Regions from separate parts of the Homo sapiens genome. Here region 2 is linked to region 1. A link is an interaction called in ENCODE POLR2A ChIA-PET data of the cell type or tissue named here. Cell type or tissue: PC-9. All regions are shown on one strand. Links, peaks and the distances in the headings refer to the core of each region. The heading gives the core; the rest is flanking DNA.

What was found. Peaks named below come from ENCODE experiments on the same cell type or tissue, not always from the same donor. Only the 100,000 strongest peaks of a DNase experiment are listed, where the experiment ranks them.
Region 2: POLR2A ChIA-PET joins it to region 1 with 16 read pairs; 2 of 35 experiments call an interaction of 5 or more read pairs at or near these places.

Annotation. Positions count from the first base shown.
Region 1 is chr9:133,684,229-133,695,530 of GRCh38, forward strand. It overlaps SARDH (sarcosine dehydrogenase), which reads right to left. Exons shown (of 21, transcript NM_001134707.2): 15 at 10,030-10,143; 16 at 6,152-6,299; 17 at 965-1,058. Among named protein-coding and RNA genes, the nearest start is that of DBH-AS1, 32 kb to the left of the region's middle. RefSeq lists an enhancer at 1,180-1,680. In PC-9, for the core only: no CTCF peak of the experiment used is centred there; a DNase peak (open chromatin) is centred at 6,023; H3K27me3 peaks cover 3,355 bases.
Region 2 is chr9:133,627,282-133,638,583 of GRCh38, forward strand. It overlaps DBH (dopamine beta-hydroxylase), which reads left to right and starts at 9,082. Exons shown (of 12, transcript NM_000787.4): 1 at 9,082-9,429. The coding sequence starts at 9,091. RefSeq lists an enhancer at 10,347-11,082. In PC-9, for the core only: no CTCF peak of the experiment used is centred there; no DNase peak of the experiment used is centred there; H3K27me3 peaks cover 7,590 bases.

The sequences.
Region 1 (11,302 bases), core at 2,163-10,162:
TAGTGGGCGGCAGCCAGGGAGGCGGCCACACACCTGTGTCACACAGGAGGGCCCTCACAGCAGAGAGGATCTCCTCCAAACGTCAGTAGTGCTGAGGTTGGGAGACCCTGTAACAGAGCCGCCCGCACTATGGCGAGGATTACATGGGAAAGTGTGCTGTGATGTTCTCGGAACAGTGTCTGGCACACAGGAAGCCCTCGGCAAACAGGGGCTGCTGTGTTTACCATCCTCATCTCAGCCTCGAGAAGTCAAAGCAGATGCCAAGATGCCTGTTTTCCAACAAGGAAACAAAGCCCAGAAGAGGGTCGTGCTGGCCCAGAACTAGAATCTGGGCCCCGATCCTGGTCTCTGAGGGAGCCTCCTGCCTGGGGCCAGGTCCCATGGAGTGCTGGCTCCGGACACTACCACCATCTCAGAAGGGACGGGCTCTGGCCCCCAGGATACAGGCTTTCTAGAGTTGGTGGGGGACATGTGGGGTGCTGTTTGGGGACTGGCTGTGCTCCCACCCCAGCAGCCCCTCCTCCCACGCCCACAATGGCAGCTGGGAGGCTGCCACACGGAGCTCTCCGGAGCCAGCTACTGCTCAGCAGAGCTCGGCCCTCCCGTTTCCAGGAGGTCACTTGGCCTCGGGAGGGCTGCCCCGCGCCTTTCAGGAGGGGATACAATAGGTGGCGATGCAGGCAGTGAGGCCAAGGCCACCTTCCCTGGGACTGAGTCCCTGGCATGCACCAGGCACCGAGGAGGGATGGAAGACGCTGTGACTTTGATCCACATGACCTCTCCAAGCTCCCAACAGCCTGTAGGAGGGCCGCCTGGTCCCACTGTCCCCCCTTCACAGTTGGGGACCGAGGCCCAGGGAGGCAAAGGAACCTGCCCGAGAGCCCCCAGCCCCCAGATCCCCCGGCGCACCCCTCACACCATGCTGCCACCCACGACCCAGAGGACGTGGCCAGCTGGAACCTACCAGGTGCCCTGCGGCTCTCAGTAGCTTGTGGGTGGAGAACGGGAAGGCCTCGTTGCTCAGGTCTGCGTCCAGCACCTCCTGCAAAATGGCTCGGCTGCAGGCAAGAGCAAAGTCGCTCAGTCAGCAAGTGCTCACGGGTGGGGCCTGGGCAGGAAAGGCCCCGGGGACCTGCCATGAGTGGGATAAGTCCCTGTCCTCATGAGACAGATGACAATAAACATGGATTAATAAAAATACACCAAGACAGATGTACGTTCCAAATATACATAAGACAGCCACCTTCCAACGGGGTAACGCTAGGGCTAGCAGGACCCCTGGGGGAGGCCAGACTTGGAGATAGCTCTAACGGGACTCGCGATTCTTAGATGGGGAAGTGAGGCCAGAGTGGTTATCTAACCATAGAATGCCCTTGAAGCCCACAGGCCAGGAGGAACAGAGCATCTGGACCAGGTCCACAATCCACAATCCACATCCCCAGGCCTCTCCAGGTTTCCAACTCTTCAGAGGCCAGAGGGGCCTCAGCTGCTGCTTTGGTAGCCACGGCCCGAGAGAGGAGCTGGCTATGGTGGCCTCAGTGCTGTACAGAAGAGTAGAGTAACTTGCCCAAGGCAGAGCCGGATTGGAGCAGATTCCGGCCTCCTCCCAGCCCACTGCAGAAAGTGCTCTTCCCAGACACCACCCCGCTCTGTTCCCTGACCTAACCCTCCAACTGGGCACCTCGGCCCCAAAGTCCTCTGCCTGACATGGGTGTGAGACGCTCAGGCTGCAGACTTGGAGGAGGTAGAGAGCTGGGCTTAGCACCCAGCAGGTGCTAAGAGCCATTTCAACCTCCTAGGGGACTGTCACCTACCGAGGGCAGGGCTGCACCTGAGTGCCACAGTGCTATGAGGGCCCGGGAATGTTCCTGAGCACTGGACACTCAGTCCATACTGGACAGTTTGCACAGACTTGCTGGGTCCACCCCTGCTTTTAAGCTCTGCGAGGGTGGGGATTCGCTCCCCACTTTCCCTGCTCCGTGGTACCCAGCACCACATCTACTCTCACACTTGCGCAAGTACCGGAGACCTCACTGGAGCCAACACCCATGGTCTCCCAGGAAGCCCTCACCTCCTGGGCACCGTGCCCACCTCCAGGCCTAGCCCTCTTGTGCCCCTTCGCATTCTCACCCCTTCCCCTGTCACCACTTAACCCTTTGTCATCCTTCAGCTCTTGGCTCAGCTGTCACCTCCCCCAGGAAGCCCTCCCTGACTCCCTAGGTCTTGGGCAGGTACTCGTTGTCCAAGATCCCACAGTCTCCTGCCAGGGTGTCTCTCACATTGGTTGTACCCACCCCCAATGCATCCACCCCCAGGAGCTCCGTGCCAACAGCATCCCCCTATCCCAATGTGCCTGGCACAGAGCAGGCTCTCAGTAAATAGAACTGACTGTGAACACCCTGGCTTGGCACAGCAGGGTGAGGCCCCCATTGCTAGGAGACGCCCCCCCACTTCTGTCCCTCTGGGATCCCAGCAGGTGTTGAGGCTGCAGGGTGGGCTGTCCAGAAGTACTGCTGACCCTAATCCCAATCGTCACAGTGCTGGGAGCCGCCACCCACGTCAGCCTGAGGTGCTCAGCTGTGGTACAGTTGGCCAAGACCCTTATGTAACCACTCAGCACCCACGTGGTGCCAAGCCCTGGAGAGTGATACCAGTGCCTCAGACCTGACAAGCACATGCTCTCTGCAGCCTTGAGTGGCAGCCGCACGGAAGGGACCCTGGGGCAGAAGCCTGGAGCTGCCACCTGGTCCAAGGCTTTGAAGGGCTCTGACCCAGGCTATGGGCTCAGCAACCTCAGGGGAAGCCCAGTTCCAGGGGTCCACGAGCTTCCCAGTCAGAGGCCCCGGTTCTAGTCCCAGGCCCTGTACTTACCCCTGAACCCTACCAAGCCCCAGTCCCTCATCTGTGATGCCACGGGCCACTGTGAGGAACCAGCAAGAAAGCACACAAAGCCCCTGGTGCTAACCATGACCACAGCGATGGCCAGTTCTGGGCTGCACGACACCGTCTCTCCCAGCCACGCAAGGATATTGGTTTTGGTTTGTTTTGTTTCATTTTGGCTTGAGACAAGGTCACCCTGTCTCCCAGGGCGGCTTGCAGTGGCACAATCACAGCTCGCTGCAGCCTTGACCTCCTGGGCTCAAGCGATCCTCCAGCCTTGGGCTCCCAAGTAGCTGCGACTACAGGTGTGCACCACCGTGCTGAGCTAATTGAAAAATTTTTTTGTTGTTTTTTTAGAGATAGGATCTCGCTATGTTGCTCAGGCTGGTCTCAAACTCCCGGACTCAAGCGATCTTATCACCTCGGCCTCCCAAAGTGCTAGGGTTGCAGGCATGAGCCACCGAGCCCAGCCTCTACCAGCACAGGGGGCTATTTGAGTTTACATCCACTAGTATTAAAAATGCAGTCCCACTAGCCACATTTCAAAGGCTCAGTAGCCACACAGGGTTTAGTGGCTGCGTGTTGGACCACTCAGTTATGGAGCATTTCCAGAAAGTTCCATGGGGCAGCAGCTCACACAGCCCCTACTCCATTGTCCAGTAGGTGTGCTGAGCACGTCCTGAATAACAATTCCGAAAGTGCAGCCTTTATCAGCAGCACCAGTATTATTATTCATCTAAGAAACTTTGGGTTATTTTTGAAAGATAGAGGACATTTTGGAGGAGAAAGTTAAGAAATTACCAGGAGGCAGCGAGCTCCTCTTCCCGCCCTGGCTGCCTCCCCCGCCACCGCCTGGAGCAGCTTATAATGAGGCTGGGCGCACCGGCCGCCCCCGGGCCGCACCTTGATCGGTCCATCTGCCACCTCCTCCCTCCACGGCCCACCTGCCTCCCCCACACTAAAAATATCCCCACTCCCTGTCCAAGGCTGGCGTGGCAATGAAGCCAGAGGATTCCAAGGACCAGGCCTTGACACCCCTCCCTCTACCCCAGAGATGCGGAGGTTGGGGTCACCCAGGTGAGAAATGAAAAGCACACAGCATCGCGGCTGCCTGTGGGCCAGGCTGGGGACTGCATGATTCCACCGCATCCCAGTCCCTTTCCCGGCAGCTGCGGCCAGCACCCTCCACTCTTCATCATGCACGCGGAAGCTGTCTCTGTCCCCTACCCTCCCCCGACCCTCTCAGCACACCCCATCCACTGTCGGGTGCTATGAGCCTCGCCCAGTCCATGGGAACCACCACAACGCCAAACCCTCGCCCGTGAGCCGCATGGACTCAGCTCATCACTCCCTCCTGGCATCCCTGCCTCGCCTGGCCTGAGGCTCCTCACAGGCCTGCTGGCCCCCTGCCCGCTGACCCAACAGCAGAGACCCCCCCACCAAAGCCCAAGCCCGACCATGTTCCTCCTCTGCTCAGCACCCCTCCCTCAGAGGAGCAGCTGCTGGGCCTCCAGTATCTCACCCTGCTGCCCTCTGAGCCCGGCTCCTGGCCTGCTCCATCCCAGCCTCAATGCGTGCCTCAGACATACGCACTGGCCTGCCACGGGGCCTTTGCACCTGCTGTTACCACTGCTGGGAGCAGTTCCCCCAGAACACCAAGGCTGGGTCACTCGTTTCCTGCAGGGTTCTGCCCAAATGTCTCCTTAATGCATGTTGGTTTCTATGAGCAGCCTCAAGTCAAACACTTGGCAGAAGCCAGTTAGTGTTAAAGCACTCGACCCTCTCCGATTCTATCCCTTCCTCAGCAAGCACGCGTCTACCGTGTGCCCCTGAGCACCACAGTGCATATGCTTGGACGGACAGCAACAGCTCGGTCCCTTGCAGCCTGAGAGGGGAGCAACTGGCCTAGGACTCAGCGTGGGGTGCCAGGGAAAGCGGACCCCATGGCAGAGTCTGGGCACTCCAGCCAGAGGTCTCGGCAGAATCCCAGGCTGACAGGATATCACCAGGACACAGCCCTGCTACGTCAAGTGCTCACCTCGGCGACCTTCAGGCTGGAGACTCATCTCCCCCCCACCCCTCCCTGCCTCTCCTCCTCTCCTTTCCCATCCTCTCCCCGAAGCTGCCACCATCATTTTCCAGAGACAGATCACCCCTTTGATATCCTCCATGTCCCCAGAAGCAGTGCCCTCATCTCGTGCCTCTTCCTCCTGCCCAGTCCAGCAGAGCCACCCTGTCCAGCCCCAAGGCAGATGTGGCGGCAGGAAGCACACCGAGATGAGTGTCCTGGCCCCTTAGCCTGGTGGGGGAGGGTCACCAATGGAAGGCCTAGACTAGGCCGTTTTCTCACAGAGGATTTTTAACTCTTGAAAAAGGGTGGCGGTGAGCGTGTGCAGGCTTCTGAGCACAAGGGGGACGCATCCCCATCAGCCCTGGCACTGACCAGCTGTGTGACCTTGGGCAAATGTCTCAACCTCTCTGTTTCTCAGTTTCTGCATCAGTAAAAATAAGAACAATTATGACCACCTCAAAGGGCTACCGTGGGGATGGGAGATGTTGGCTCAGGCTTGGCAAGTCACAGGTGCTCCACTGGTGGCTGCTAACATGATGTCCTTCCTCCCTGTCCCCCACCCCCAGTCCCTTCTCCCAGCCTCCGAAGCACAGTCAGAGGGGTCTTTCCAAGGTGCACACCTGCTCAGCCGTCCTTTTGCCCAAGACTCTTCTGTGGCTGTGTGCATGAGCCAGCAGCCGAGGGTCTTCCCCGGTCCTGGTTTCTCATGGGTGGGGAACACAGCCCGGCAGGTGTTTATAGAAGGAATGCACGCATGGATAAGCCTTAACCTTGTCATGGAGGGTGTTTCCGGAGGAGCCAGGGACCCCTCGGTATAGGATATTATTCTGCCCATGTGATCAAGGTGGCGTACAGAAATTACCAGGTAGCAGGGCGAAATCTGGCCTGGTTCTGCCCACTTTGGGATGGTGGACGGTAATTCCTAGACTGCACTGGTGACTCAGAGACTGCCCTCCCCTCTGGGATCCTGGGGTCCTCAGTGACTGAACAGCTGTAAATTTCAGTCTGACTCGTGTTACCGGCTTATCTGCATTCCAGTGCTTTGAAGATATTTATTCAGAATGGCATCTCTGGTTTACCAGAGCGCTTAACTATTCAGAATGGCCCATTCTGGACAAGCTGTTCTGCCCAAGGGCCTGTTGGAGGACCTGGGTCCAGGCAGCAGGTGCACCCAGGGGCGGGCTCCCAGTCCTCTCTCACCTGGCTGGGCCCTGGATACTGATCATACCCAGGTCCTCGGAGCTGTCGATGAGCTGGCACTGGGACTTCTGGTCCTGCAGCACGGTGGTGATGTGGGACCAGTTGTGCTGGGCCACGGCCCCGCCCATGGCCAGGTAGTAACCGTCCCCTGGAAGAGAGGCACCTGGACTTAGAGCAGGATTTCAGGGCCTGGGAGGTGGGGACAGAGAGGGTGGCCCAAGGGTCTCCCGGCTGAGAAAACAAATGCCCTCTCAGGGGCCTGTGCCTTCACAGTGCCCAGGAACCGTATCTGTCCCTCCCTGGGTCCCCCAGGGCCACGCCTTGCAGAGTATCCTCTGAGCCATGGGGGTTAGGAGAAGGACCTGCTTCTCAACCCCTACCACCCACCCCTCTGCAGACACCTCAAAGGGATGCCCCTACCCTGGGAGGACGGTGTCTTGGGAACACACAGGCCTAGGCCAGCCTGGCCCAGATGCAGTTCTGCGGCTCACCGGCCTTGCTTCTCACCTCTCTGAGCCCCCATTTTCTCATCTGTAAAAGGGGCAGACCCACAACATCTGGCCCCACAGGGCTATTGGAAGCACCCTTGGACGAGAGACCTCTCAGGGCCCCAGGCAGGCCCCAGCCAGGCTGCTCCCTCTCTTCTTCCTCTTGACACCATAAGCACAACAGAGAATGAAGGCAAAGAGACAAGCCAGTCCTCAAGGGGTTCCCCGACACCTGAACTGGGGCCGTTTCTGGATGGAATCCTCAGCTCTATTCAGACAGACACCCTACCTCACCTCCCCCAACACACACACACACACACACACACACACACACACACACACACACACGGCCACTCTCAGGCCCCTGGCTCCTGAGTGGCCCCCCCAGTCTGCAGCCATCCCAGGCCTCTCCCAGGAGGGCATGGGAGCTACTGAGGCCAACTGGTGCCCAGGGAGATGGCAGCTGATGGGCCTGGCCTCCTGTGGCCCTGACCATCCATGATCAACTTCCCTGAAAACAAGACGCCAGTCCTGAGGCCAGAGGTCAGTCAGCCCAGGTCCAGGCCTGGCCTGCAAAGCTGACATGGCAGAGAGCAGTGAGAAGGCAGGGTGGCCGGGGACTTGCACCATCGGCAGTGGGTGTGGGGGGAGCTGTGGGCTGTGCAGCTGATTTTGTGCTTTTCAGTATCATTGGAATGGTTCCCAGGAGCATGTATCCTTTTGTAATCTTACAAAAAGATCAATAAAGACCATTTAAAATTACTTTTGAGATTGACAGCTGCTTTGTATGCCACCTTGATCACATTGTGTAAATCATCACATTCTCTCGGCTCCGTGGTGATCTGATGCAGCATGGGTAGGTAGCGCACGTATTCAACACGCGCATATTTAATGCCCATGCATATTCATAACTCAAACAGTGCAGTTTTGAAGCCTGAAAGTAAAGCAAAGCCCACATGGTGGTTTTCTCCTGTTGAGTGGTGTCCCCAGGACCCGCAGAGCCCTGGGGGATGTGACTCACTGTGCTAACTCCACACCCACCAAGTGCAAACCTTCCCAGCAACCAGCACCGCCGATCCCCAGCCCTCAGCTCTAGGAATCCACCAGAATCCTCTGGAAAGCTAATTGTGCACCACTGGGAGATGGCTCAGCGTTGAAAGCACTTTCCTGACAGCTTCCCCTTATGAGGGGGGACGAGCAAGGTCCTCATTCCCCAGCCAGGGAAACTGAGGCTCAGGGAGGCTGCTCCCCAGCCCTCCCAGCACCCCCAGACTCTGACTCAATTCTCCATCGCAGCCCCGGGAGGCGCGTCTTCCTCACTCCATTCCACCAATGGGGGAAACTGAGGCTCGGGGGGGCAGGTCGCTGAGCCAGGTAGTGGCAGGACCTGGCCAGGATTTTTGGTGACCTGTGTCCTCATTTTGGCCCCTCTACTGTCTCCCTAGCTAGACTCACTAAGTCTGCGGCTATGGGCTGTGCCTGGGCCGCCCCTCTACTGGGGGCTGATGCCTAGCTCCTTACAGGCAACACTCCTCTCAGCTCAGAGATGCCATTTCAGCTGAATGACCCAGAGACGACCAGCGATGGGCAGGTCACACTGGTTCTCACCTCTACACCCTTGTAGCCAGTGGCTCCTCCCCATCCTTCCAAGCTCAGGCCGGCCCTCTCCTCCAGGAAGCCTTGCTCATCCCGGCTCGGCGGCTTCACATGGCCTTCCCTAACACCTCGCTCTTTCCCATCCCCTTGCATGTCCCCCTCCAGGTGTTACGGGGCCCTTCCTGCCCCCGTCTGGACATACAGCCCACTGTGGGGTCCCTGAAGCCCCACCGGCCTCCTTCACCTCCTCCCGACCCTGGCTACCTGGTGCTTCCACACAGTGCAGGCTCACGTGATGACTGTTGAGGGAACGAGCGAAGGAACGAGCTCATGGATCCATGAGGCACGAGCGCTGTGGCTCAGCCCATGGCTCCCTCAGCCTCCACGTCGCCAACGGCAGGAGGGAAGGGGTGGGCGAGCTCTGCGCACCCCATAGGACCCCTCACTCACGCTCTCAGCCTCATCTCCGCCACCAGCCTCCAGACCGCAGGGCTCACCTCACTACTCCCTGCTTTTGGCAGAACCGCAGAGGCCCAGGAGCCCCTGCCAGCCCCCAGCCCCGAAGACCCGCTGGGCAGTGAGGAGCGCTGTCTTCCCACCCTGGCCCCCAATATCCCACCCCCTCCGGTCTTCATTTTTCCTCTTGACCCATCTAACATCCTACACCTTCCACTTATTTTATTTTTTTAATCCTATTTCCTCCCACCAGAGATACAAACTCCACATGGGCCAGAACCTCCTGTGTTTGGCTCACTGTTGGGTCCTCCGTGCCTCAAACTGAGCCTGACACACAGTCGGTGCTCAATGACTGCTGCCGAAGGTGCGGGTTATGAGCTGATCATGAATGAGCCCCTTTCTCCCCTTGCCTCTCTCCCCCAGTGCCCAAGCTGGGGCTCGACACTGACCGAGTCCCAGTGAGGAAACAACTACATTTGCCAGCAGCACGGAGTCAGGTCAAGAACCAGGAGATGCCAGGTTTTCTGAATGGGCTGAGCCCTCCCCGCTGACTGTGCCCCTGCCCCGGGGACAGCACAGAGAGCTGCACGGTCAGCACCTTCCCCTGTGCAGGTCCCATCCCAGAGGTGGCAATGCCTCTTCCTGGAGAAAGAGAATGTTTCCCTCTCTGCTTCTTCATCCCTGGTGGGGATGGGTTACAGGACGAGAGATCAGATGGCTCCTGTGTGAACCCAGGGACAGGATCAGGGAGCTGAAGGGACAAGAGGCAGGTCCTGGCTCTGCGTAACAGTTGGGGCTGAGCAAACAAGGGATGAAGGTACTGAGCTACCTGTCCCTGAGGGTATGCAAGCAGACATGGTGGGACTGCAGCAGGCAATCAGGCATCAGCGTGGGCCCTGAACTGGACGTCTTCTAAGGGCCTATCCAAGCTCCAGACTAGAGGGTCACACGGGCCTGAGAAGTCAACCCAGCAAGGATGTCAGTGGCAGAAAGGAGCTGACTGCTTTGAGTGGGAGGCACGGCCTAGCATTGGTACGCTTTGTTCCGGGAAACCGAGCCGAGCACGCCCACACTGCAGCCACTCCGAACCGCAACAGCGTGGACAGGTTCAGAGATGCAATCACTGAGTACTGGGAGCTCCAGCAATGCCGCCTGAACAAAGCCCCCATTTAGCCTGAAACGAGACCTCTAATCTCCCAGCTCTGACCACAGCGGGCACAACAGCTAATGACAGAGCTGCCGTCAGCAGCCCATCCCGTCCATCCTGCCCTGTCCACAACCACCAGTCCACAGAGCAGGCCGCAGTCACAGCGCCGTGTGCACAGAGGCATCCCATACCTTCAAAGGCGGGGGCCAGCGGGGAGGCCTGGTGGCTGGGTGCCAGGCGGCTGACAGTCAGGTCACTCTCGGTGCCCCCACGGTGGTTGAGCATGCACGTGTACACGGTGGAGCCTGCGAGAGGGAGAAGGAAGCCGGGTCTGTGCTGAGGCCCCAGCCGGGTCTGTGCTGCCTCAGTTTCCCCAGGGCCGCTCACAGGGGCAGCTCCTTGTCACGGAGGCTGGATAACCCCCAGACAGGATGCCCTACTGGGAGGTGACCTGGAGAGCTCCTCAGCCCAGGGATGCCATTTCAGCTTAATGACCCAGAGAGGACTGGCCATGGGCAGGACATCCCATCACCGTCACCCTTGCGGGAAGGAAGCTTCTTTCTTCTTGAAATGCCTTGGCACTGGCCCCTCCCACCCATCCACCACCATGCTGAGAAGTTTCTAGGGACAGGATTCATGCCCCCCGTTCATTCTGGGGCTCCTAGCTCCGTGCCTGGTACCGGAGAAGACTCCATAAATGTCTGTGGCATAAATTACTTTGTGGATGGAGGATGGATGGACAGATGGGAAGGTGGGCAGATGGATGGGAGGATGGGAGTGGGTGAGCAGAAGGGGGAACAGATGTATGGAGAAACAGGGATGTGTGGGCTGGTGGATGGGTGGATGCAAGACTGAGTGGGTGGCTGGATTAATGGGAGGTGAGCAGCAGGTGCCTGGGAGTCTGGGGAGTGGGTTTGTTGGTTGGCTGGCTGAAGAGATGATGTTAGGGGTTGAATTGTGTCCCCCACAAAAGATATGTGAAAGTCCTCACCAGGACTGGGAGTGTGATCTTATTTGGAAATGAGGTCTTTGCAGATATGATCAGGTTAAAGTGAGGTCATGAGTGTGGGCCCTCATCTAATCTGACTGCTGTCCTTCTAACACGGTGGCTCACACCTGTAATCCCAGCACTTTGGGAGGCTGAGGTGGGAGGATCACCTGAGGTCAGGAGTTTCAGACCAGCCTGGCCAATATGGCGAAACCCCGTCTCTACTAAAAATAGAAAAAATAGTTGGGCATGGTGGTGTGCGCCTGTAATCCCAGCTACTCAGGAGGCTGAGGCATGAGAATCACTTGGACCCAGGAGGCGGAGGTTGCAGTGAGCTGAGATCGCGCCATTGCACTCCAGCCTGAGCGACAGAGCGAGACTCCGTCTCAAAACAAAACAAAACAAAAAAGAGAACACCTGGAGAAGGCCTTGTGACACAGGCAGAGACTGCAGTGACGCAGCTGCATGCCGAGGAA
Region 2 (11,302 bases), core at 1,581-9,580, 58 kb before region 1:
CAAACCCAGACCTGTTCTCCTGGGACCAAACAGGCCTTTGGCAATCCCAGCACTTCCAAGACATCCTGTTGCTCCAGGTATTGACCAGTGCCACCCAGAAAGATATCCTCATCAGCACTGTAGCTCATGCTACCTCCTCACCTCCTACGTGACACAGACCATCTCTGTCCTGGTCATTTTAATTCGCCCTTTCCCCAGGGCCTTATGGGGCCAAGTCTCTCCATAACTTGATCAGCAGAGGGGAAATTGGATCAGGGTGTGCAGATCGTTGCCTGCTTCTTACTTTGTGAATGTCAGAAGCCCCCAGGCACAGAGACCTGCTTGTTTCCAAAGTCTCATCTTTGAAAAGCAGATGGCAAGGCTTAGGCTTGATTGAATTTGTGTTTATGTATGTGATGCATTTGATTGTAGCTGGAGGGAGGCTGCCTGGTCCAATAGCTAATTTGGCCCATCAACAGGGTTTAAACCTACTTACCTGTTAGAAACTATTTGTTCCATGGAGGCAGTTGTGCCTTTGGCTGGTGGCATAACAGCCAGCGTCTGAGCATCCCCCTTGACCAAAGCCTTTTGAACCTGTGGGTTGATTTCAATTAGGGAGCCCAAAGTCCTTGGCTCCACAGCCCGGGCTCTGAGGACTGATGCTATAGAGCCGTGGGTACAAGTGTATGAGGGCCGGCAGACAAAGGCAAGAGTTGCACCGCTGTCACTCATAGTTTAAGAAACAAACGACCCACATATTTATCAACAGGGAGTTGGCTAAATCAATCAGAGACCATGCCTGCAGTGGGATACTTGAGAGCTGTCAAAGGCGGAGGCAGCACTGAGCGTGTATACTCAACATATATCCAACATGCACGTGGAAAACACCAGTGGCAGGACAGTGTGTACAGCAGGCCATTTAACAAACAGTGATGGCTCCTCAAAAATTAAAAGTAGAATTATCACAGGATGCATCAATGCCATTTCTGGGTACACACTCAAAGGAATTCACAACAAGGATTCAAAGAGGTATTTGCACACCCAGCAGCATGATTCACAACAGCTAAAAGATGAAGCAACCCAACTGTCCATCTACTGATGATGGATACATCTAGTGTGATCATTCATACAATAGACTCTTCTCCAGCCTTAAAAGGCAAGGAAGCTCTGACACATGTTACAACCTGGATTCACCTTGAGGATAGTATGCTCAGTGAAATAGACCAGACACAAAGGATAAATCCTGTATGGCTCTATGTCTATGTGGTCTTAGAGTCATCAAAATCATGGAGACAGAAAGTAGAATGGTAGGTGCCCAGGGCTGGGGGAGGGGGAATAGGGAGCTGTTGTTTCATGGGCACAGAACTTCAGTTTTGCAAGATGAAGCGTTCTGAAGACAGATGGTGGTGATGGTTGCACGGTAATAGGAATATGCACTGAAAGCCATTGAACTGCACGCTTACAGTGGTTAAGGCGGGACATTTTACATGATGTGACAAATCAATAATAAACAATTTTAAAAATTTCAGAGAATGAAAAGCTGTTCTGACAGACGACATATTGAGCTGTTAATGGTAGTCGTATTTGAGGGAGTGATTCTGCGCCGTGTTTTTCAGGCTTGTCTGGATGTTTATAATGATAGAGCTCGCCACCGTGGAGGGAGCCCTCACTAAGCACAGATGGTCCAGCCTCTGCCTGCACTGACTCGGGGAGCCCCCAGCCTGAGGAAATGCGAGTGTAATTCTGTCACTGTCCCCATAAGCTGAGGAAACAAGGTACAGAGGTTGAGGAACATGCACCTGCCTCTTTCTGCCTTTGTCTTGATTACTTCTCTGGGATAAGGACCATGTCCCTCCCAGTGAAACTCACCTAAATGTCAAGGGACAGCACTCCTGAGCCTCAGCCTCCACATTGCTTGCCCCCGGGTAGGACCACAGATGCCCCCTCGGCCCTGGGCGCTGAGGCCAGTGGAAGCCCTGCTGAGCCTGCGAGGCTCTGCCCTTCAGCATCTCTGGGATCAGGTTTCCAAGAACACCTGGCCCTGAAATGGGCATGGGGGGTGGGATGAGGGCTGACTGACCACTCAGACCTTGGGGCCCAAGTCCCCTGTTCTCAGCCAAGGCCCAGGGAGTCAGGGCAGGTCCGGGGGTCCTGGGCTGGGTGGCGCCGGTCTCAGCCACATAGGTCTGTGTCCAGTGGGGTGTGGCAGCCGCGAGCTCCAGGGGTTGGTGGTGAAGTGGCCCATAAGCCCTGAGCGGGGGTCTGAGGGCTGGTCGCTGGCATTGTAGCCTTTGCCAGGCAGCTCACTCGAACCCTGCCCGCCCACTCTGAGGCTGCCATAGCCCCCATCTTGAGAGTCAGCAGAGCCTGCATGGAACCGCCCGGGAGGCCCAGGCCAGCCTTCCTCTCCAGACTCCATGGACGCCAGACGCCACGCTCTTCCAGGCCTACCACTCTGCAGCCACCACCCATGACCACGGAGCCCTGGCCAGTGCCACTTGTCTCTAGGCCTCGGCATCCTAAGTTGTGAAATGGTGACAGTCAGGGCCTCCATGTGACTTGGAAGGGTTGGGTGCCCTCACTCACGAGAACGCCCAGTGCCTGCATGCTCGCCTAGGGAAGAGGCAGGTGGGCTGCAGACACGGCTCCTACGAGCCTGTGGACTCAGAGGGCATCTCAGGACTCGGGAGCCCAGACCACAACCTGGTGACAGCTGTCCCACACAGGGCTCCCACTGCACATGGCATGGTGCAAAGGGCATTGACCCTCAATTCTCACCACAACCCCCATCTCCTGGGCCTGCCCAAGGCAACTGGTACCCCACAACTTCCTGCATCTCTGCCCCCCCCTCCCACCCTGGGGTGGGCTTGGCTGTGTGAGTGGACTTGGCCCACCAGCCGGCAGCCCCCATGCTGGGCTCTGATACCCCAGGAGCGTCCTTCTGCCAGTGAGGGATGGGTGTGGGAAGGTGAGGGCCCCGGCTTCTTCACCCTTGATGTGACAGTTTTGGGGTGCATTCCACAGTCTCTCCAGGGTCCCCTTGGAACTGAGTCCCTACTGCCCATGGAGGAAACTGATTATGAAAGTACGGTTCGTGAGTGTTCCCACTCCCCTGCCCACCCGTCTCCGCACACTCTGAGCTCTCCTTCCACACAGCCTGCTCACATCCAGACCCTTGCCTCAGCGTCTGCTTTTGGGAGAACCAAAACCATAACAGGACAAAAAGAAGGGAACACAGTCTCCGACTGCACTTGGGGGTCCCACCAGAGTGTGACGGTGCCAGCAGACACTAGGAGAGGAGGGCGCTTGTATTTCCTGTGGCCACTGTAACAAATGACCAAAAACTCTGAGGCTTAAAACAACACGATTTTTTTTTTTTACAGTTCTGGAGGTCAGAAGCTCTAAAATCAAGGTGTCTGCAGAGCTGGCTCCTTTTGGGGGCTCTGGGAGGGGAATCTGTTCCCACCTTTTCCAGCTACCAGAGGCCTCCACATCCCTTGGCTCATGGCCCCTGCTCCGTCTTGGAAGCAGCCTCCTCTCCTTGGACCCCATCAATGCATCTCCTTCTCTCTCTCGTAGGACCTTTGTGATGACATGGGGTCCACCCAGCCAATCCAAGACCACCTCCCACCTCCGGGTCCTTAATCTAATCACACTGAATGTCCCTTCCCCAGGTAGCCTACCCGACTTGCAGGGATCTGGACGTGGCCATTGGGGGACATCCCTCTGTCTGTCACACCACACGCCAGAAGCTCAGAGAGATTCCAGGGAGGGAGGCGGATTCTCATGTTCTCCGAGACCCTCCTGGGCCAGAGCCCTGCCTGTTGGACCCTGTGATGTCAGTGGGTGCAGCAGCCCCCGAGATGGATGCGGGTGAGGGCAGCCCGGGGCTGTCTCGCTAGCCCTCACTGCATCGGCCCCATTCTGGGTCAATGGTAGGTCAACCTGGTGGATCTCTGAGGTGACCAAGCTTACTGACAGATGAACTACAGCCTCAGGAAGAGGGTCATGGCTGGCAGGAGCCAGCGGGGGGCAAGACCAGCAGCCCTGAGTGCTGGTGCAGGCCACGCAGGGCCCAGCCTCTGTAGCCAGAAGTCAGCGCCAGTGCCGGTCCTGAGCAAGATGGCCATTTCACAGATGAGGAAAGAAGGCTCAGGGCTGTGGGGACTGTCCGGGTGGGTCACATGGCCGGCAGGTTTCAGGGCCTCTCTTTCCATCTGGTGCCCACAGTTACGCTGTGGCTTGGGTGTGGTCTGGAGCTACTGCCTCAGGACCCACCACCATCCTGGCAGTGTGGTCCCTTCAGAAAAGCTGAAAATGCAAAAATCAGGCACATGCACCTCCCCCCATGAGCTGCTCAAGAGAGAGGAGCAGTCACGCATCCTTATGGAGAAAAGGAGAAGCAGGACCCAGAAAGGGTTTCCCTGTAAGATTCCTCAGGGCCCAGCAGGCCTCAGCCCCAAGATTGAGGCCAAATTATTGGAGGGGTGTGTGTGTGTGTGTGTGTGTGTAAAACTGAGTATGTGAGCATGAGCCCAGAGCTGGGGGTGCAGGCCACGCAGGTGTGAGAGTCCACCTCCCCATCTCGCTGACCCCTGTGTATGGAGGAGAGATGGAGGCGGGGGAGGCTGTGTCCTGCCCAGGCCAGCCGCCTGCCAGTGACAGTGGAGGACTTGCTCACAGTGGGGCTGCTTGGGGTCACACAGGAGTGGCCTGGCAGGCCTGGCAGCCCCAGCCCTGGAGCCAGCCACAGACTCCTGGGTTCTGCTTCCCTGGGAGCTTCCAGGGGAGTGTCACTGGGGCTCACGATACCGACCCCTTCTGGGATCAGTGGCCCCTTGCTTTTGGCACAGAGCTTCAGGGCCAGAGGGTGCCTCTAATCCAGTAGCTGAGGAAAGCTTTCAGTGGTGCTCTGGGCACCTCTGTGACCTGCCCTGGGCCCAGTCCTCATGCTGATCCCACTGTAGCCACCCTACTCAGTGCCCCAGGCCCTGGACACCTCAGGCCATGGGATATCCCAAGCATTCAAACTCTCACGGCCACCTACGCTTATGAGCAGAGGCAGAGGCATGGTGCCACCGCTGCCTCCTCAGGCAGGATATGCTTTTTGTTTGTTTGTTTTGAGACAGGGTTGTTCGCTGTCATTCAGGCTGGAGTGCAGTGGTGTAGTCAGGGCTCATTGCAGCCTCAAACTCCTGGGCTCAAGCGATCCTCCCGCCTCAGCCTCCCGAGTAGCTGGGACTACAGTCTTGTGCCACTATGCCTGGCTAATTTGTTTTTATTTTTATTTTGGTAGAGACTGGGTCATGCTATGTTCCCCAGGCTGGTCTCGAACTCCTGGGTTCAAGCAATCCTCCCGTCTTTGCCTCCTAAAGTCCTGGGATTATAGAGGTATGAGTCACTGTGCCCAGCCCAGAATGTGCCTCTTAACTTTCATACCGCAGCCCCTATGCTCAGGACGAGGAGGGACATAGGCCAGCTGCCCCAAGTTCCCCAAGGGGACTGTGCCACCCTGGAGTGGGCTCTGTGATGGACAGAGTCACCGTCTCCCAGCAGCTCCCAATCCATCCCATCACAAGTCAGGTCTAGGCACTGCCATCAGACTGATAGTTGAATTTTTCCTGCCAAGAGGAGGTCCCTAAGAGCCTGAGCCACAGGCGAGGGACAGTGCTGTCCTGTGGCCAGGCCCCGTTGTCACTGGGGAGTGGCCTGGCCTGTTCACTCACCCAGCTCCAGTCTGCACCACCGTCGCTCCACTTGGGGTTGTCACTGCCTGAGGTTAGGACGTCAGCAGAAGCCAGCCTCATGTGGCAGAGGCGATGGGGAATTACAGCCTGCAAAGGCTGATGGCATCAGAGAGATTCAGGAAAGCAAAGGGCTTATTAAAAAGCTGAAATTGGTTCTAAACAAGGTCAGCCGTCGATGCGCCTTGGAGGGAAGCCAGGCGCTGAGCAGCAGGAATGGGGCTTATTTCCTGACACCGTGGCCGTGACACCCTGCACCTCCCCGGCCTACCCCACCCCCAACCCCACTCCCACCCCCATTCCCATCCCCACCCCCACCGCCACCTCTGGAGGGCAACGTGCACCCAGACACTGGAGCAGAGGCAGCAGGGGTGGGAGCAGGGAGGAAAGCCCCCCGCGGGGCACCACAGGGAGGCATGTGGCCAAGAGAGCACCTGGCAAGCAGGTGTCACCTCTGAGGAGGGTGAGGGCAGGAGGAGAGCTGACTGTTGCTTCCTTACCCTGGGGTCGGATTGCTCCCTTTTAAAATCCATTAATGCAAGGAAGGGCGCAGCCACGGGGCCATCCGATTGGATTCGCTCCCTCCCGCCCGGCCCCAGTCTCCGCAGATTTTCTCTGCGGTTGCATTTTTCATTTGAGCGTCCCTTCCTCTTGACTCCAGTGGAATTTTTCTGACCTTGGCTGACAAGGTGTGCAGCCCCCTCCAGCTCAGGGCACCCTCTTTGGGGTGCTTGCCCCAGGCACTGGCCCACCCTGTGAGCTCAGGCGCATTGTCTCGCCTCTCCGAGGCTGACTCTCCTGTGTCTGAGACAGGGATGATCGCACACCCAGCCACCCAAGGCTGGCCAGGATGGAGGCAGGGCAGGGGAAGCCCTGGTGCGGCCTGACTTGTGTCTCCTGTCCCTCCCTAGGACTTAGTTATCAGTATTTTGGAATCAGCTGAATCATTTCTGTCAAATGCTAGAGGAAAGCCAGTTTTGAGTTGGATAAAGAAAATGTCTTTGATTCCTGTTAAAAATAAACATGTGTGCATAACACTGCTGAGCACGAGACCGCACCTGCCGTCCCTCCTTAGAGCTCCCAGCAGCTGTTGGTCTTTGGCGTATCCGGGAGAGGAGCGAGGCCTGGAGGTGTGTTGAGCCGTCCAAGGGCTGGTAGCATCAGGGGCTCTTCACTGCCTCTCGCTCCACAGAACCGCTGGGTTGAAGGAAGCTGGAGGGATCAATTGTCCTTGTCATCCAACTTCCTGTGTCTGTAGATGGGGAGGAGGCGCTGGGTTGGAAAGCGCTTCTCTGAGGACGCCAGCTGCGCATTCAGGAGGGCGGAGCAGGATATGACCCCAGAGCTCTGACCCCGGAGGAGCAGGAGGGGTGCCTGGGGCCTCAATACCCCAGAGGGGAGAGAGGTGCCCCCCTTCCCACAACGCGGGCCCCAGCTGGTGCTCGTTTAGCCTGTTGTCTAGCTGGAGCCACCTGGGTGGCCACCAGGCTGCTGGGAGGGCTCACCCCTGAGCTGGGTGTGCTGTGGAGCCCGTGACCCTCACCTCTGCCTCTGCTGGCTTTTGTTATCCCGTGCTGGGAACACCAGTGCCTGCCCACCCCGGAGGCTCTTCGTATCACCGGCTCGCTGTGGCCGCTCCCCAGTCCCGAGAGTGAATGTCCGGGATGCAGCAGACACCTGCTTACAAGGCACAGGTGAGGAGGTTTTGGAACTAATCTGAGGCATGAAGGTGAGGTGCTCTCAGGCGACGGAGGTGGCATGTCCTGATGGGAAAGCCAGGCCTTCGGAGGCTGAGACCCTTCCCAAGGCTCACCAGAGAACTCCCAAGAGTGTCTTTCCCCTGGCCTGGGAGACAATTTCACACCAATGCCACACTCTATTGCACAGGTGATTATGCACTTGGACCTCACCTGCCTGGGCTGTGGGTGGGGGCGAACGGTGCCCCTCTGGGTGCAATCAGTGGGGAGGGGCTCATGGCCTGAGCTTGGCTTTGCAGGATGGCCTGGCCACTGTGGGGCAGAGAGCACTGCCTGCGAGGGCCAGGGGAAGGCTGGCACTTTCTCCAAATTTCACGTTCGTGCAAAGACACAGTCATTCCTTTCTACAGCGTAGAGCTCAGAGCTGAAGCAGCCTCCAGACCTGCTGTCATGGGTATTTAAGGACCTAAATGTTGCTGTCAGCCTATGACATGAATGTGCCCCTAAGGCTAGATTCTGGGTTTCTCCAGAGAGACGAGAAACAGGAGGGAAAAGGAAGGAAGGGAGGGAGGAGGCTGGGGAGGAGGGACAGCTTCTAGTCCAGCTGGAGAGATCTGTCAACCCAGCCTGGGGGGTGGAGCTGGAGGGATCAAGCAGAATGTCCTGAAGGCAGCTGCCCTCAGTCTACTTGTGGGAGAGGACAGGAGGGAGAGGTGCCGTGGTGAGACTGACCCTCGGGCCCACGGGTGGATGATGGCAAAGGTCCTGTGGCAGGTGTGGGAGAAGCAGGGCTGCGGCCAGCTGCCCTGAGAGGCTTCAAATTCAGGCCAGATCTGCTCTGGGCAAGAGGAAGCTGTGGGTTTGGGAGCTTCAGAGACAGGGGAGCAGGCCTGTCACTCACCCTCTTTTCCTTAAAGGCTGTCACCCCCAGCAGTGCACCCTGCAGCCTGCCTATCCCCTGTGCAGCTCCAGCTCCGTCTGTCCCCAGCAATGCACCCCACGCCCATGTCCCCCACTCCCTATGATGCTCTCGCGCCTTCTGGAGCAGCAGTGGTACCAGCTGGAGGCTGTGGAAAAATTGAGAGGAGACAAAAGTGGGAAGAGCAGGCCGTGGAGAGAGTGTCTAAACACAGGGACTATTTGGAGATTGTCTTATTTTTGGTTTGAAATGGGCCCACCTGCTAGTATTGTACAAACGGCTCTGCTCGCTAGGCCAGGCCTGCAGTGGCTACGGGCCTATCCTTCACTGGTCAGCCTGGAGCAGCTCCTCGGACCTCAGTCTGCTCATCCGTGGGTAGAGGCGACGCAGACCCCATCCCACTGGGGACTGGGCCAGACAGCCTGTGAGGCAGTCAGCTGGTGCCTGGCCAGAGGGTGTCTGAAAGGCCTCTTGGCTGCAGGGTGCATCTGCTTTTGGGACAGCTCTTCAGAGCCATCTCAGAAGGGACAGCATCCGCCTGTCTACTTCAACTCCCACTGATGACGTCCATGTGTCATTAGTGCCAATTAGAGGAGGGCAGCAGGCTGAGTGCTTGGCCTGGGGCGCAAGCTTGTGGGAGGGAAAATTGGATTCCCCGCTAGACAAATGTGATTACCCGTGCTGCCTGGACCCACCCCATTCAGGACCAGGGCATAAATGGCCAGGTGGGACCAGAGAGCTCACCCCAGCCATGCCCGCCCTCAGTCGCTGGGCCAGCCTGCCCGGCCCCAGCATGCGGGAGGCAGCCTTCATGTACAGCACAGCAGTGGCCATCTTCCTGGTCATCCTGGTGGCCGCACTGCAGGGCTCGGCTCCCCGTGAGAGCCCCCTCCCCTATCACATCCCCCTGGACCCGGAGGGGTCCCTGGAGCTCTCATGGAATGTCAGCTACACCCAGGAGGCCATCCATTTCCAGCTCCTGGTGCGGAGGCTCAAGGCTGGCGTCCTGTTTGGGATGTCCGACCGTGGCGAGCTTGAGAACGCAGATCTCGTGGTGCTCTGGACCGATGGGGACACTGCCTATTTTGCGGTGAGTCTCTCCTCCCTGCCAGCTCTCCAAACCCTTCCTGACCCGGCACCCCATCTGGCCGTCTTTCTGCACTCACCCTCCTTAACCCAGAAAGTTCTTCTGTCACCTGTCAGTGTTTGAGTTGACTCTGCTCTGAGCCAAGTCTGCACCCCGAGCTTGGGCATCATGGGGATCTCAGTTTGAGGACAAAATAGGAAAGACATGCTTTCCATGGTCCTTGACTGCCCGCCCCAAATCATGGGACCCAGTAATCCCAAGGAATGGAACTATACACAGAGGACGCACACACCACACACACTCGTGCCGCTCCACACCCCACACGCGCATGAGCACAGACCCCACGACCCTCGGCCCTGTAAACAATGCCTAGTACCACGTCCCCAGAGCACACATGCCCACTGATGTGGGCCAGGTGGTGGCGCGTGGCTGGGCACAGCATGAGGCCTGCACACCCATGGGATCCAGCCTGACCTACTGTGCTTGTACCCGTGGACCAACTGAGCAGGTGCAGACACCCTGCCCCTACCCATAGGTGTTGAACAAGCCCCACAGGGCTCAGCCAAAACTGTTAGGATGGGCTCTTGACTCCTTTCCGTCCAAATTTACCTCCACTCTTGTTTCACAGGGTGGAGAAAGGGGAAAAGTTTCCCTTCAAACTGGAGGGGACTTTAGGCCCTTCCACAAGCTGCAGGGGGTCCCCGAAGTGGGCGAGCCCACCGCCTACAATGGGTCCTGCTCCAGCCTTCCTTTCCACATGGGACTGGCCACCAGGGCTTCTTTGTGGATGAAACCCAACTCTCTCCACAGAAACACACAAAGGAGTGACAAAAAAGTTTTATTTCTGAAGTCAGGAGGTGCCTGCTTTATCTGGGAGTGCCGAGCTGGAGCGGGGGAGCTGTGTCTGTGCGGAGCGGCCGGCTCCAGCTCTGCATCTTGGTCTCACCATGGGCTGGTGGGGCGGAGAGTCCCTCTCTGCCTTTTTGGGTGTTGTGAATTCATGAGGGCAGATGGTGGCTGCTGTTTCTGGAGCTGAGCTTGCCCCCTCCAATTCCCAAGACTCGGCCAGGAGGCACTTGCCTGTGTCGCTAGTGAGGCTTAGGGCCACCCAGGTAGGGTGAGTGGAGCTGCCTGGGAAGGGCCCTGCTCTGACCCATAGGGCTGCACAGATTCCTGTGCACAAAGACACTCTGTGGCTCAGGTTCCAGCCAAGAAAGACCTGGGACAGCCCTGATTCTGAGCCGTCAGCCGTCTGGAGGAGCAGCTGAACCCCATCGCTGACAGTTTGGGGTTCTTCGCAAGCCTCTGCCATGAGGCACCCTGAGTGCAGGAGCATTTGCTCCTCTCTGGGGCAGCGTCCCCCCTGCCTGCATTTCCCGGCTGCTAGGGAAGCCAGAGGAAGCCAGGTGACTTTGCCTTTCCGTGCACTGGCAAGGTTAATTTGCACAACAAATTCCTACGAAAGCAAATGTCAGCCTTATTATTCCTCCCTAAGCAATATGTTCAACTAATATCTTCTTGATTTCCAGCTGAAATATCACAGGCGAACTTTCTGCCTCTGTTTAAAATGAGTCTCTCGGCAAACCAGCGGTGTCCCCAGCGGGGTTGCATTGTGTGGCTTTTTTCTCTAGGGAAAGTTTTGCAGTATCTTTTGCAGATTTCTTTTTTCTCAAGGAAATGAAGAAAAGATGTTTTACCCTGAATGTAAGATTAAAAAGAAACACAACCCAAAGTCCTTAAGGCCAAGGGCCCGAGGCTTTCTTGGGGTTTCCATGGGAAAGGCCAGGCAGGGCAGGGAAGCAGCTTCGTTTGGACAATTCTGGTGGGCTCTGGGTGGCTGGGGTGGTCTCTAGTTGCCTGGTTCCTGGCCCTAGGG